2 separate regions of the Homo sapiens genome follow, and region 1 is linked to region 2. The links are chromatin contacts, found by Hi-C in ENCODE. All regions are on one chromosome and are shown on one strand. The core of a region is the stretch at or near the end of the contact, and the rest is flanking DNA. Distances in the headings are between cores, read along the strand shown. Region 1 holds the start of FCAR (Fc alpha receptor). Region 2 holds the start of KIR2DS4 (killer cell immunoglobulin like receptor, two Ig domains and short cytoplasmic tail 4 (gene/pseudogene)).

Region 1 (7,115 bases), core at 4,616-7,115, 42 kb after region 2:
ATGCAAACCACATGCATTCTTTCAAACTTGCTAGTATCCAAATTAAAAAGCTAACAAGAAACAGATAAAATTAATTTAAGTTAACCCAATGGACCCAAAATATTATTAACCCAACAGACCCAAAATATTAACCTAATAGATCCAAAATATTATTTTATTATACAAGTAGACTCAAAATATTATCATTTCAACATGTAATCATGTGTCATCTTGGAAAACATCAGATCCCTGTCTAGGTGGGCAAAGATTTTTCTTCGTAATATCTCATTTCCACATTTCCACTTGGCACAGAAACTGCCCCCAAGGCTCAGGATACTAAGATGCAGTAGGAATGGGTAGATGTATCTGGAGGAAAGTGACTGAATGAAATTGAGACATCAGAGTCTGGGAAACTCACTAGAACTACAGGGACAGTGTGGGGGAGGGAATTGGGAGATGTTGATCAAAGGATACAAACTATCAGGTATTCAGGAGGAATGGGTCTGAAGATCTCTTGTACAGCTTTGCCACTATGGTTGACAATACTGTACTCTATACTTGAAATTTACCAGGAAAGTAGATTTTTTTTTTTAAATATGGAACACTTCACGAATTTGCGTGTCATTCTTGCGCAGGGGCCATGCTAGTTTTCTCTGTATCGTTCCAATTTTAGTATATGTGCTGCCGAGGCAAGCATGGGAGAGTAGATTTTTTTTTTTTTTTTTTTTTTTTTTGAGCTGGAGTCTTGCTCTGTCACCCAGGCTGGAGTGCAGTGGCGCGATCTCGGCTCACCGCAAGCTCCGCCTCCTGGGTTCACGCCATTCTCCTGCCTCAGCCTCCCGAGTAGCTGGGACTACAGGCGCCCGCCACCACGCCCTGCTAATTTTTTGTATTTTTAGTAGAGACGGGGTTTCACTGTGTTAGCCAGGATGGTCTCGATCTCCTGACCTCGTGATCCGCCTGCCTCGGCCTCCCAAAGTACTGGGATTACAGGCATGAGCCACCACGCCCGGCTGGGAGAGTAGATCTTAAGGGTCCTCACCACAAAAAAAAAAAAAAGAAAGAAAGAAAAAGAAACCATAGGCCGGGCGCGGTGGCTCACGCCTGTAATCCCAGCACTTTGGGAGGCCAAGACGGGCAGATCACTTGAGGTCAGGAGTTCAAGACCAGCATGGCCAACATGGTGAAACCCTGTCTCTACTAAAAATGCAAACATTAGCCAGGCGTGGTGACACAAGCCTGTAATCCCAGCTACTCAGGAGGCTGAGGCACGAGAATTGCTGGAACCTGGGAGCGGAGGTTGCAGTGAGCCAAGATGGCACCACTGCACTCTAGCCTGGGGGACAGAGTAAGACTTCCTCTCAAAAAAAAAAAAAAAAAAAAAACAATAACCCTGCGAGATGATGGATATAACTAGCTTGACTATGATGATCATGTCACCATGTATACATACATCAAAACATCAAGTGTAATACACCTTAAATATATACAATTTCCATTTGTCAATCATATCTCAATAAAGCTAAAAGAAACCTCTAAGTTTCAACTTTATTTTCAGAAAGCTGTGCCATGCTTACCTCAGTGCCTAAGTATACTCTAATTCATGGAAATGGCCTTTAAAACTGCAGAGAGTGGCTGGGTGCAGTGGCTCACGCCTATAATCCCAGCACTTTGGGAGGCGGAGGTGGGCAGATCACGAGGTCAGGAGTTCGAGATCAGCCTGGCCAACATGGTGAAACTCTGTCTCTACTAAAAATACAAAAAATAGCTGGGCATGGTGGCAGGTGCCTGTAAATCTGAGATACTCAGGAGGCTGAGACAGGAGAATCGTTTGAACTGGGGAGGCAGAGGTTGCAGTGAGCCGAGATCCTGCCATTGCACTCCAGCCTGGGCGACAGGGTGAGACTCCATCTCAAAAAAAAAAAAAATACTGCAGAGAGTTAAGGCCCTCACTGGACACTCTCCGGTACCTCTGAGGTCAGTGGATAGAGAAGCAGCTCCCCTTCTTCTTCCTCGAAACAAAGGCCTCCTTCCTTCTTAGGTGTTTGAGACAAATTCTCCACACAGGTGCAGCTGAGTGCTGTAAAGTCCCACTGAGAGTTGAAGGTCCCCACTGCCAGTCACAGTTCGGTCCCACTGAGGGTTGAAGGTCCCCACTGCCAGTCACAGTTTGGTCCCATTGAGGGTTGAGAGTCTCCACTGCCAGTCACAGTTTGGTCCCATTGAGGGTTGAGAGTCTCCACTGCCAGTCAGTTTGGGCTTATTAGGGTTTATGCTGTGCACGGAGAATGGAACCTACCAATCAACTCTTAGTGACCAGTTAGACAGATTCAAGGCAAATTTCCCTGCTGGGAAATCCCAAATCCCAAAATATGCAGAGACCAATAGATGCCTCAATTCTTCCGTGTCTCCGTCTAAATCCTTGGGTCACTGTGACTCCTGTAGTTATGTGGCTTGTAATTCCTTGGGCCGTAGAATGGCTATGATAGGCCCTGTGCTAAGGGGACTGGTGACAGTTGAGACAGGAACATGGAAGCTATAGTAGTCAGGGTTCTCCAGAAAAAAAAATAATCAACACTAATAATGATAGATATATAGATAATGATTGATAGACAAATAATGATAGATATATAATGATATCACAAATAATGATAGACATATAGTTGGATAATGACAGATATATAATGATTGATACACAGATAGGGTATTTATATATTGGCTTATGCAACTATGTAGACTGACAGGTCCCATGATCTGCCATCTGCAAGCTGGAGACCCAGGGGAGTCCACGTGTAGTTCCAGTCTACGTGCAAAAGTCTGAGAACCAGTAGAGTTAGTGGTATACGTAACAGTCCAAAAGCTAGCAGGCTCATGCCGGGCATGATGGCTCACGCCTGTAATCCCAACACTTTGGGAGACCAAGGCAGGCAGATCACCTGAGGTCAGAGTTCAAGACCAGCCCGGCCAACATGGTGAAACCCCATCTTTACTAAAAATACAAAAATTAGCCGGGCATAGTGGCATTCGCTTGTAATCCCAGCTACTCAGAGGCTGAGGTACGAGAATTGCTTGAACCCAAGAGGTGAAGGTTGCAGTGAGCCGAGATCATGCCACAGCACTCCAGCCTGGGTGACAGAGTGAGACTCTATCTCAAAAAAACAAACAAACAAAAAAAGCTGGCAGGCTTAACATCTAAAGAGTCAATGTTTTAGTGAGAGTTCAAGAGCCAGAAAAGACTGATGTCCAGGCAAAAGGAACTTCATCTTACATTACCAGTTCAATGTTTTGTTCTATTCAGGTCCCACCTGATTGAATGAGGCCGACTCACATTAGGGAGAGCAATCTGCTTTATAAATTACACTAATTCCATTGATAATCTCATTCAGCAACACCCCCACAGACACACACAGAATAATGTTTAACCAAATATCTCAGCACCCCATGGCTACGTTACCATTCCTGTTCCACAAAAGGAGGAAACAAAAGAACAAAACCACACCAAATGTTGTGGTAAGTTGACAAAATCTGTTCCAGCCCATTAGTAAATATTGGCCACTGAAGTTCCTGAAATTCAACAATTAGTAAGTATCTCTCTCCCAATAGAAAGCCACGTCATTTGTAAACCATAACAATAGCTTTTGTTTTTTTGAGACACAGTCTCGCTCTGTGTTGCCCAGGCTGGAGTGCAGTGATCTTGGCTCACTGCAACCTCTGCCTCCTGGGTTCAAGTGGCTCTCCTGCCTCAGCCTTCCGAGTAGCTGGAATTACAGGCACCCGCCACCACACCCAAGTAATTTTTTATATTTTTAGTAGAGACTGGGTTTCACCACATTGACCAGGCTGGTCTTAAATTCCTGAACTCAAGTGATTCACCTGCCTTGGCCTCCCAAAGTGCTGGGATTACAGGCATGAGCTACTGCACCCAGCCAACAATAGTATTTTTAATTAGGTCATCCTGCCTTTACAATCTCTGCATTTTAAATACTCAACTAAGAGTACAGCCATTATTTGTCTTTCACCCAAAGTCCCATTCAAGTGAGAACAAAGGAATGAATAAATAAGGCATAAGTAACAAAACAACAAAAAAAGAAAATTAGAATGCGGTCAATTTCATGCAATCATCAACACCAAATTTCCAGAACGTAGTATTTCCAAATTTCCCGAACGTAAATATGTATGTGGAAATTAACAAAATGTGGCAAAACAAAAGGTCACTTAAATTTGCACAAATGAAACAGTCAACATGGAAGCTGATCGGCTTTCTGAAATATGGGACAAGCTCAGGACTTCAAAATACTTCGGCGTTGGAAGGGCTAAGTTATGATGTATTAAAATGAAAATAAAGTGGGGCGCGGTGGCTCACGCCTGTAATCCCAGCACTTTGGGGGACCGAAGTGGGTGGATCACGAGGTCAGGAGATCGAGACCATCCTGGCTAACACGGTGAAACCCCGTTTCTACTGAAAATACAAAAAAAATTAGCCGGGCGTGGTGGCGGATGCCTGTAGTCCCAGCTACTCGGGAGGCTGAGGCAGGAGAATAGCATGAACCCAGGAAGTGGAGCTTGCAGTGAGCTGAGATCACGCCACTGCACTCCAGCCTGGGCGACAGAGCAAGACTCCGTCTCAAAAAAAAAAAAAGAATAAATAAAATAAAATAAAATAGTAGAAGGTTTAATTAGGAATATTTCACTCTCCATACCTGAAGAATTCGTGATAGCCAGGAGTCTACAATCAAAATAACATAAATAATAAGATAAAAATAAAATTAATTTGAAGCCATAAAAAAAGAATGAGTTCATATGTTTTGTGGAAACATGGATGGAGCTGGAGGCCATTATCCTTAGCAAACTATACAAGAACAGAACACCAAATACAGCAGGTTCTCACTTATAAGTGGAAGCTAAATAATAGAACTCATGAACACAAAAAAGGGAAAAACAGACAATGGGGTCTCCTTTAGGGTGGAGGGTGGGAGGCGGGAAAGGAGCAGGCAAAGTAACTATTAGGTACCAAGCTTATTACCTAGGTGATGAAATAATCTGTACAACAAACCCCCATGACACAAGTTTACCTGTATAACAAACCTTCCCATGTACCCTTGAACCTAAAATAAAAGTTAAAAAAATACTCAATGAGCAACAATGTACATTATTTGAGGATAATTATATTAAAAGCCCAGACTTCACCACTACACAAAATATCCACGTAATAAAATTTCACTTGCGCTCCTTAAATTTATACAAATAAACAAAAAAGTATAATAAAATAGTAGATTCTTTCTTTAGAGATGACAAATAGTGCCAGAGAAAATGCCTCCACACTCTGGCATTGAGATCATCTCCAGGATAAGGGTATACTGCATGCCTGGTCAAGTCCAAGTAAATATACTCAGACCATGAATCTCAGAGATGAAACATAGGTTCAGAACAGACAAAGCCACAGAGCTTTTGACTAATGGCCCAGTGAAGGCAATGTCTGCCTGTATGGTATCCACCACCTTATATTCTGTCCCAAGCCCGTCTATTTGGATGTAGCATCTGGTTCAAAGATGAATTTGAACACCATTAGACACTGGCTTAATGAAAATTCACTTCTCATTCGTTTCTCATCTGAAACATAAATAGAAATATAGGTCTTAGGCAGGAGGATTTCTTGATGCCAGAAGTTAGAGACTACCCTGGCCAACATAGAAAGACCCCATCTCTATTTAAAAAAATATACATATATATGTCTTCTCTTGGGCTCCACCCAAGAGCAACCTGGAACTAAGTTATTCGGCAACGAACTGTTCCACTTTGTTGTGAGGCAATAGATGTGGAAATTCCCTGACGAGGGGCTCTGTCCTCATACTTCCTGCGGAGCTTATTGTCGTAAGAATATCTGTCATCCTGCTAATGTGCATTGAAAGGAGAGCAACGGGGCTGAGGCCGTGTCAGCACGATGGACCCCAAACAGACCACCCTCCTGTGTCTTGGTGAGTTTCAGAGTAAAAGTGGGTTAGAGGGGAAGATAGAGAAATCCCAAAATAATCAGGGTGTCTCTTAACAGTGTGACTAGGAGATTTTAGTGGCTGCCAAGGAGATTCTGATCTCCTTAGTGGAAAGGCCGTCTTTGTCAATGTATCTATAACTTTGTCTCTACCCAAGCCCAAGCTAGCTTGTGGGGCTCAAGGTTTAATATTTGTATTAAACCTATAGTGTGTTATCTGGGATTCATGATGGTCCCAAGGTTCTTATCAAGGAGAGACTTAGAGGCTGGAATCTGAAAGGTAAAAATAAAGAATGAACCTCAAAACTGTGATTGTTGTGGAAGGAAAACATATGATAGAACCCCATATAGAAATATGGTTACTAGTATTTTGTTGAAGATTTTTGCATTTATGTTCAACAAAGATATTATCCAGAAGTTTTCTGTTTTTGTTGTATCTCTGCCACATTTTGTTATCAGGATAATGTTGGCCTCATAGAATGAGTTGGGGAGGAGTCCCTCCTCCAGGATTTTTTTCAATAGTTTCAGTAGGAATAATACTAGCTCTTCTTGGCCGGGCGCAGTGGCTCACACCTGCAATCCCAGCACTTTGGGAGGCCAAGGCAGGCGGATCACAAGGTCAGGAGATCAAAACCATCCTGGCCAACATGGTGAAACCCTGTCTCTACTAAAAATACAAAAAAATTAGCCAGGCGTGGTGGCGGGCGCCTGTAGTCCCAGCTACTCGTGCGGCTGAGGCAGGAGAATGGCATGAACCTGGGAGGCAGAGCTTGCAGTGAGCCAAGATCATGCCACTGCACTCCAGCTTGGGCGACACAGCGAGACTCTGTCTCAAAAAAAAAAAAAAATGCCAGCTCTTCTTTATATATCTGGTGGGATTGAGCTGTGAATCCATCTGGTACTGGTCTTTTTCTGGTCTGTCATTACAGAGGGTGATTTGTCGTAAAGGTTGGAAATGGAAGCTTGATTTTTCATAAATCTCTCTCTTCCAGTGCTCTGTCTGGGCCAGAGGATTCAGGCACAGGAAGGTAAGTGTCCTGTAAATCTCTCCCAGCCCCTTTAGACCCTCTTGGGAGCTCTAGGATAAAGAAATTGAAGAATAGCCTGAAGCACCATTCTTATTTTAATCCCCATTCTAGTTGTTTCT
Region 2 (6,651 bases), core at 2,119-4,618:
CTGGTGTCTCCTCTTCTTCCAGGTAACCCCAGACACCTGCACATTCTGATTGGGACCTCAGTGGTCATCATCCTCTTCATCCTCCTCCTCTTCTTTCTCCTTCATCTCTGGTGCTCCAACAAAAAAAGTAAGTCTCACGGGGCACAGGCCAGAGAGCTCAGGGCCATGTGGGGAAGCAGGATGGGAGCACACAGCTGTGTGTTCCTCACTGGCAGGATGGTCCCTGGCCCAAGACAGGAGCCACAGAGGCAGGACTTTCTAGAGAGAGCACCAGACTCCCTGCCCCTGCCTTCAGCTCACAGACCGTTGCCTGATTCTGAACTGTATCCTCATGTCCCCTGCAGCCACTCACATCCAGGAGAAGGTTCCATGACAGGCAGAAAGTGGGAGACAGAATCAATGGGATGGGAACTCAGAGCTATTCATGGGATGGGTCCTTGAGCTCAGAGAGATAGAATGTCTGAGTCTGCTGTTGGCAACTGAGGGACCTCAGGCACCTATGGCCTCCCCCTGTTTGTTGGTATCTGCTTATGAAATGAGGACCCAGAAGTGCCCTCCGAGCTCTTTTGTTGACTTCCGTCTCCTACAGATGCTGCTGTAATGGACCAAGAGCCTGCAGGGAACAGAACAGCCAACAGCGAGGTAGGTGCTCCTCGGCCCAGCCTCGTGGCTAGTGTTATTCCCAAACAGTCCTGGAAAACGTGAGCACCCTCCCTCACTCAGCATTTCCCTCCCTCACTCAGCATTTCCCTCTCTCCAGGACTCTGATGAACAAGACCCTGAGGAGGTGACATACGCACAGTTGGATCACTGCGTTTTCACACAGAGAAAAATCACTCGCCCTTCTCAGAGGCCCAAGACACCCCCTACAGATACCATCTTGTACACGGAACTTCCAAATGCTAAGCCCAGATCCAAAGTTGTCTCCTGCCCATGAGCACCACAGTCAGGCCTTGAGGACGTCTTCTAGGGAGACAACAGCCCTGTCTCAAAACCGAGTTGCCAGCTCCCATGTACCAGCAGCTGGAATCTGAAGGCGTGAGTCTTCATCTTAGGGCATCGCTCCTCCTCACGCCACAAATCTGGTGCCTCTCTCTTGCTTACAAATGTCTAGGTCCCCACTGCCTGCTGGAAAGAAAACACACTCCTTTGCTTAGCCCACAGTTCTCCATTTCACTTGACCCCTGCCCACCTCTCCAACCTAACTGGCTTACTTCCTAGTCTACTTGAGGCTGCAATCACACTGAGGAACTCACAATTCCAAACATACAAGAGGCTCCCTCTTGACGTGGCACTTACCCACGTGCTGTTCCACCTTCCCTCATGCTGTTTCACCTTTCTTCGGACTATTTTCCAGCCTTCTGTCAGCAGTGAAACTTATAAAATTTTTTGTGATTTCAATGTAGCTGTCTCCTCTTCAAATAAACATGTCTGCCCTCATTGCTTCAGGTAATGTGACACTGTATTCGCTGAAAGAAACCGCTGTTATCATTACCATGTCCACATAACCCCATCTGTTCTCCGCTGGGTTCTCACCCCTGGACTCTGAGCTTCTGGAAGCAGGGTGGAGCCTCATTTGTCTCTGGGACTCCAATTTCCATCCAAAGATGCAGCACATAGGAGGTTCCAAGGATCGTGAATCACATGAACAAGTGATATTCTTACTCTCTGCAACCTGGAAAGCTGGCAGAGTCATTCCACGATGAAACATTTGTAGAGTCATAAGCCTTGCTAGTCTCATCTCCACGGGGACACATATCAACACATCATATTTCATACTATAAATATACAGTCGCTCCTCCATATCTGTGGGGTTTACAGGTGTTTATTGAACCAAGTGTAAATCAAAAATATTCAGAGAAAATGTCCACAAAGTTTCAAAATGCAAAACTATGTTGAATGGACACAAATGAGGCAGTGTGTAGGCTGTATCAGGAATTATAAGTAATCAAGAGATGATTTCATGTATACAGGAGGATGTGCATGGGTTATATCCAAATGCTGTGTCATTTTATGTAAGAGGCTTGAGCATCTGCAGATTTTGGTACCTGAGTGGAGATCCTGAAACCAATCACCCACGAATAGTAAAGGATGACCGTATATGACTTTTATTTCTCAATTTTAAATATAAATCATAAAAAATGTACAATAACTAGATAAAAAGTAAGAAGTGTTTTTATAGTGTGAGAATAAGTTTAGATTTATTTTTTCCTACGTGTAACCCTTTGGTTTAATATTATTTATTAAGAAGACATTCTATGCCACCTTAAACCACACGGCAGCCTTTGTCAACTCTAAAGGGACTGTGTGTACACGGATGTATTTTAGACACTGTTTCTGCTAAGGGGCTCTCTGTGTCCACACTCTTGAGGATGCTGCACTTCATGTAGCCTTATAAAACCCTTTAAATTTAGTAGCCAGAGCCCTCTAATTTGTTATTATAGGCTACTTGCTATTTTTTTTTCTTGAGGCGGAGTCTTGCTCTGTCGCCCAGGCGGGACTGTAGTGGAGCAATCTCAGCTCACTGCAACTTCCGCCTCCCAGGTTCAGGCGATTCTCGTGCCTCAGTCTCTTGAGTAGCTGGCGTTTCAGGTGCCTGCCACCAGGCATGGCTAATTTTTGAATTTTTAGCAGAGACGCGGTTTCACTGTGTTGGCCAGGCTGCTCTCAATCTCCTCATCTCAGTTGATCCGCCCACCTCGGCTTCCCGACCTGCTGGGGGAAACTTGATTTTCTATAGCATTATGTTACTGGATATTTCTGTAAAATTTAAAATGAGGGAGGCAGAGAGACAGAGAGAGAGCAAACTCCAGAGTTGGGACTCTGGAATCTTGAGTCATGAGACAAATTATAGATAAAACTACAAAAATCCAGAATTTACATGTGTGGTTTTTGCTGATAAAGTACAATTCTAAGATTGTAAATAATTGCATAATCCTTCCCTGGGAATTTAAATCATTTGAACTGGTTCTGCTGTAATACTAGAAATACAAGCATGAACAATTCTAATGGTTTATTAGTCACAATGACTCTGAAAACACTAATAATACCTATTAGATATTTTGCATATTACACAGGAAGAAGAGTTCGAATCTCAGATAAAAACAATAAAAATTCATGAAAAGTCTTTCATGTTAGCACAGATTTTAGGCATCTCATGTTTGGGAGGTTGGATCTAAGACATGTTTTGAGTTGGTCATAGTGAAGGACGCGAGGTGTCAATTCTAGTGAGAGCAATTTCCAGGAAGCCATGTTCTGCTCTTGAGCGAGCACCCACTGGGCCTCATGCAAGGTAGAAAAAGCCTGCGTACGTCACCCTCCCATGATGTGGTCAACATGTAAACTGCATGGGCAGGGCGCCAAATAACATCCTGTGCGCTGCTGAGCTGAGCTGGGGCGCGGCCGCCTGTCTGCACCGGCAGCACCATGTCGCTCATGGTCATCATCATGGCGTGTGTTGGTGAGTCCTGGAAGGGAATAGAGGGAGGGAGCGTGGGGATGGAGATCTGGGCCCAGAGGTGGAGATATGGGCCTGGAGGTGGAGTTATGGGCCTGGAGTGGAGATCTGGGCCTAGAGATGGAGTGATGAGCCTAGAAGTGGAGATCTGCGCCTGGAGTGGAGATCTGGGCCTGGAGTGAAGATCTGGGCCTGGAGTGGAGATATGGGCCTGGAGTGGGGATAGGAACCTGGAGTGGAGAGAGGAACCTGGAGGAGAGATAGGAACCTGGAGGGGAGGTAGGAGCCTAGGGTGGAGATATGGGACTGGAGTGGAGATATGGGACTGGAGTGGAGATATGGGCCTGGAGTGGAGTTATGGGCCTGGAGTGAAGTTATGGGCCTGGAGGTGGAGATACGGGCCTGGAGTGGAGATATGAGCCTGGAGTGGAGATATGGTCCTGGAGTGGAGATATGGGCCTGGAGTGGAGATATGGGTCTGCAGTGGAGTTATGGGCCTGGAGTGAAGTTATGGGCCTGGAGGTGGAGATATGGGCCTGGAGTGGAGATATGGGACTAGAGTGGAGATAGGGGCCTGGAGGTGGAGATCTGGGCCTGGAGTGGAGATCTGGGCCTGGAGTGGAGATCTGGGCCTGGAGTGGAGATATGGGCCTGGAGTGGAGATATGGGTCTGCAGTGGAGATATGGGCCTGGAGGTGGAGATATGGGCCTGGAGTGGAGTTATGGGCCTGGAGTGAAGTTATGGGCCTGGAGGTGGAGATATGGGCCTGGAGTGGAGATATGGGACTAGAGTGGAGATAGGGGCCTGGAGGTGGAGATCTGGGCCTGGAGTGGAGATATGGCCCTGGAGTGGAGATATGGGCCTGGAGTGGAGATATGAGCCTGGAGTGGAGATATGGCCCTGGAGTGGAGATATGGGCCTGGAGGTGGAGATATGGGCCTGGAGTGGAGTTATGGGCCTGGAGTGAAGTTATGGGCCTGGAGGTGGAGATATGGGCCTGGAGTGGAGATATGGGACTAGAGTGGAGATACGGGCCTGGAGGTGGAGATCTGGGCCTGGAGTGGAGATATGGCCCTGGAGTGGAGATATGGGCCTGGAGTGGAGATATGAGCCTGGAGTGGAGATATGGCCCTGGAGTGGAGATATGGGCCTGGAGTGGAGATATGAGCCTGGAGTGGAGATATGGCCCTGGAGTGGAGATATGGGCCTGGAGTGGAGATATGGGCCTGGAGTGGACATATGGGTCTGGAGTGGAGATACGGGCCTGGAGGTGGAGATATGGGCCTGGAGTGGAGATATGGGCCTGGAGGTGGTGATATGGGCCTGGAGTGTAGACATGGGCCGAGTGGAGATATGGGTCTGGAGTGGAGATATGGGCCTGGAGTGGAGATATGGGACTGGAGTGGAGATATAGGCATGGGGTGGAGACATGGGCCGGGAGTGGAGATATGGGACTGGAGTGGAGATACGGGCGTGGGGTGGAGATATGTGCCTGGAGGTGGAGATATGGGCGTGGGTTGGAGATATGGGCCTGGAGTGGAGATATGGGCGTGGGGTGGAGATATGGATCTGGAGTGGAGACATGGGCATGGGGTGGAGATATGGGCCTGGTGTGTAGATATGGGCCTGGAGTGGAGATATGGCCCTGGAGTGGAGATATGGGCCTGGAGTGGAGATCTGGGCCTACGGTGGAGATATGGGCCTAGGATGGGGATATGGGCCTGGAATGGAGATATGGGCCTGGGTGTGGAGATATGGGACTGGAGTGGAGATATGGGCCTGATGTGGAGATATGGGCTTGGAGTGGAGATATGATCCTGGAGTGTAGTTATGGGCCTGGAGGTGGAGATCTGGGCCTGGGGTGGAGATATGGGCCTGGAGTGGAGATATGGGACTGGAGAGGAGATATGGGACTGGAGTGGAGATATGGGCCTGGAGTGGAGATATGGGCCTGGATTGGAGATATGGGCCGAGGGTGGAGATCTGAGCCTGGATTGGAGATGTGGGCCCGGATTGGCTATATGGGTCTAGGGTGGAAATATCGGCCTGGAGTGGAGATATGGGCCTGGAGTGGAGATATGGGCTTGGGGTGGGGATATGGGCCTGGAGGCTGGGTCTCTGCACAGCCGAGAGCACTGTTCTTGGGTGCAGGTAGGCTCTGATGGTGAGTTTCCCTTCGGCCCAGGAAGGGGCTGGCTATCAAGACTCACAGCCCAGTGGGGGCAGCAAGGAAGGCCTTGTTTGCCTGCAAATGGATCTTCCATCATGATCTTTCTTTCCAGGGTTCTTCTTGCTGCAGGGGGCCTGGCCACAGGAGGGTAAGTCCTTCTCCAAACCTTAGGGTGTCATCTCCCCACATAAGAGGATTTTCCTGAAACGGGAGGGAAGTCCTGTCAGGGAGTCTCTCATAAACTAGGAAGAGGGGACCCTGGGGTGCTCGGCCCACAGTTCCGACCTTGCCTCCCTGGCCTCTCAACCCCTTGGCAGAGTCAAGTTGTGTGGGGACCAGGGTTGGACTAGGGTGTTCAAAGCTGGGTTGTGTGGTGGGGAAGTGGTAGGAACAGCAGATCCTCTGAGGACAAAGGTGTTACTCACACACTTCAGCGTTTCCATGACGGTAGGGGCTGCAGTGTGGCTGCTGTCATTCTACCAGAAGAGGTGGGAAACCACAGCCATGGCCCTGACATTCCAAATCCTCTGATGGGGGCTAAGTTTTTTATTTTCATTCAGGCAACTGCTGATATTCCATTCTCAAAGGACATGCCCTCCACTTCATGTCTACCCTGTGTTGTTTTATGTCAGTAATCTTACAGTATTAAAATCTAGTAGGAGTCTCTTACTCAGCACTTGCTCAAAGTTCTCAGCTGACACTTTTGTTGTACGGAGACACCTTGTCTTTGTGGGATGGGTCCTTCCTTTAGCCCTAGGCACCAAGGTGTGATAGCAGCCATAGAAATGTGGAAAGTGGGGAGAATCTTCTGAGCACAGGGAGGGAGGCACAGCTCCACATCCTCCTCTCTAAGGCGGCGCCTCCTTCACCCCAAGGTGGTCAGGACAAGCCCTTGCTTTCTACCTGGCCCAGCCTTGTGGTGCCTCCAGAACATGTGACTCTTCAGTGTCACTCTAATCTTGGGTTTAACAACTTCAGTCTGTACAAGGATGATGGGGTGCCTGTCCCTGAGCTGTACAACAG

What was found. Hi-C counts contacts between places; a loop is a spot of excess contacts on that map. Pooled maps may share reads with other maps.
Region 1: a loop to region 2 is called in a pooled map, with 2.1 times the contacts of the local background. The contact joins the promoter of FCAR here to the promoter of KIR2DS4 in region 2. A Hi-C loop is called at or near these places in 2 of 50 pooled maps.

What each region holds. Positions count from the first base shown.
Region 1 is chr19:54,868,370-54,875,484 of GRCh38, forward strand. It overlaps FCAR (Fc alpha receptor), which reads left to right and starts at 5,866. Exons shown (of 5, transcript NM_002000.4): 1 at 5,866-5,954; 2 at 6,961-6,996. The coding sequence starts at 5,921. It also overlaps the pseudogene RNU6-222P.
Region 2 is chr19:54,829,339-54,835,989 of GRCh38, forward strand. KIR2DS4 (killer cell immunoglobulin like receptor, two Ig domains and short cytoplasmic tail 4 (gene/pseudogene)) reads left to right here and starts at 3,369. Exons shown (of 7, transcript NM_001281972.2): 1 at 3,369-3,460; 2 at 5,741-5,776. The coding sequence starts at 3,427. It overlaps KIR3DL1 (killer cell immunoglobulin like receptor, three Ig domains and long cytoplasmic tail 1), which reads left to right. Exons shown (of 9, transcript NM_013289.4): 7 at 23-127; 8 at 590-642; 9 at 761-1,440. The coding sequence ends at 937.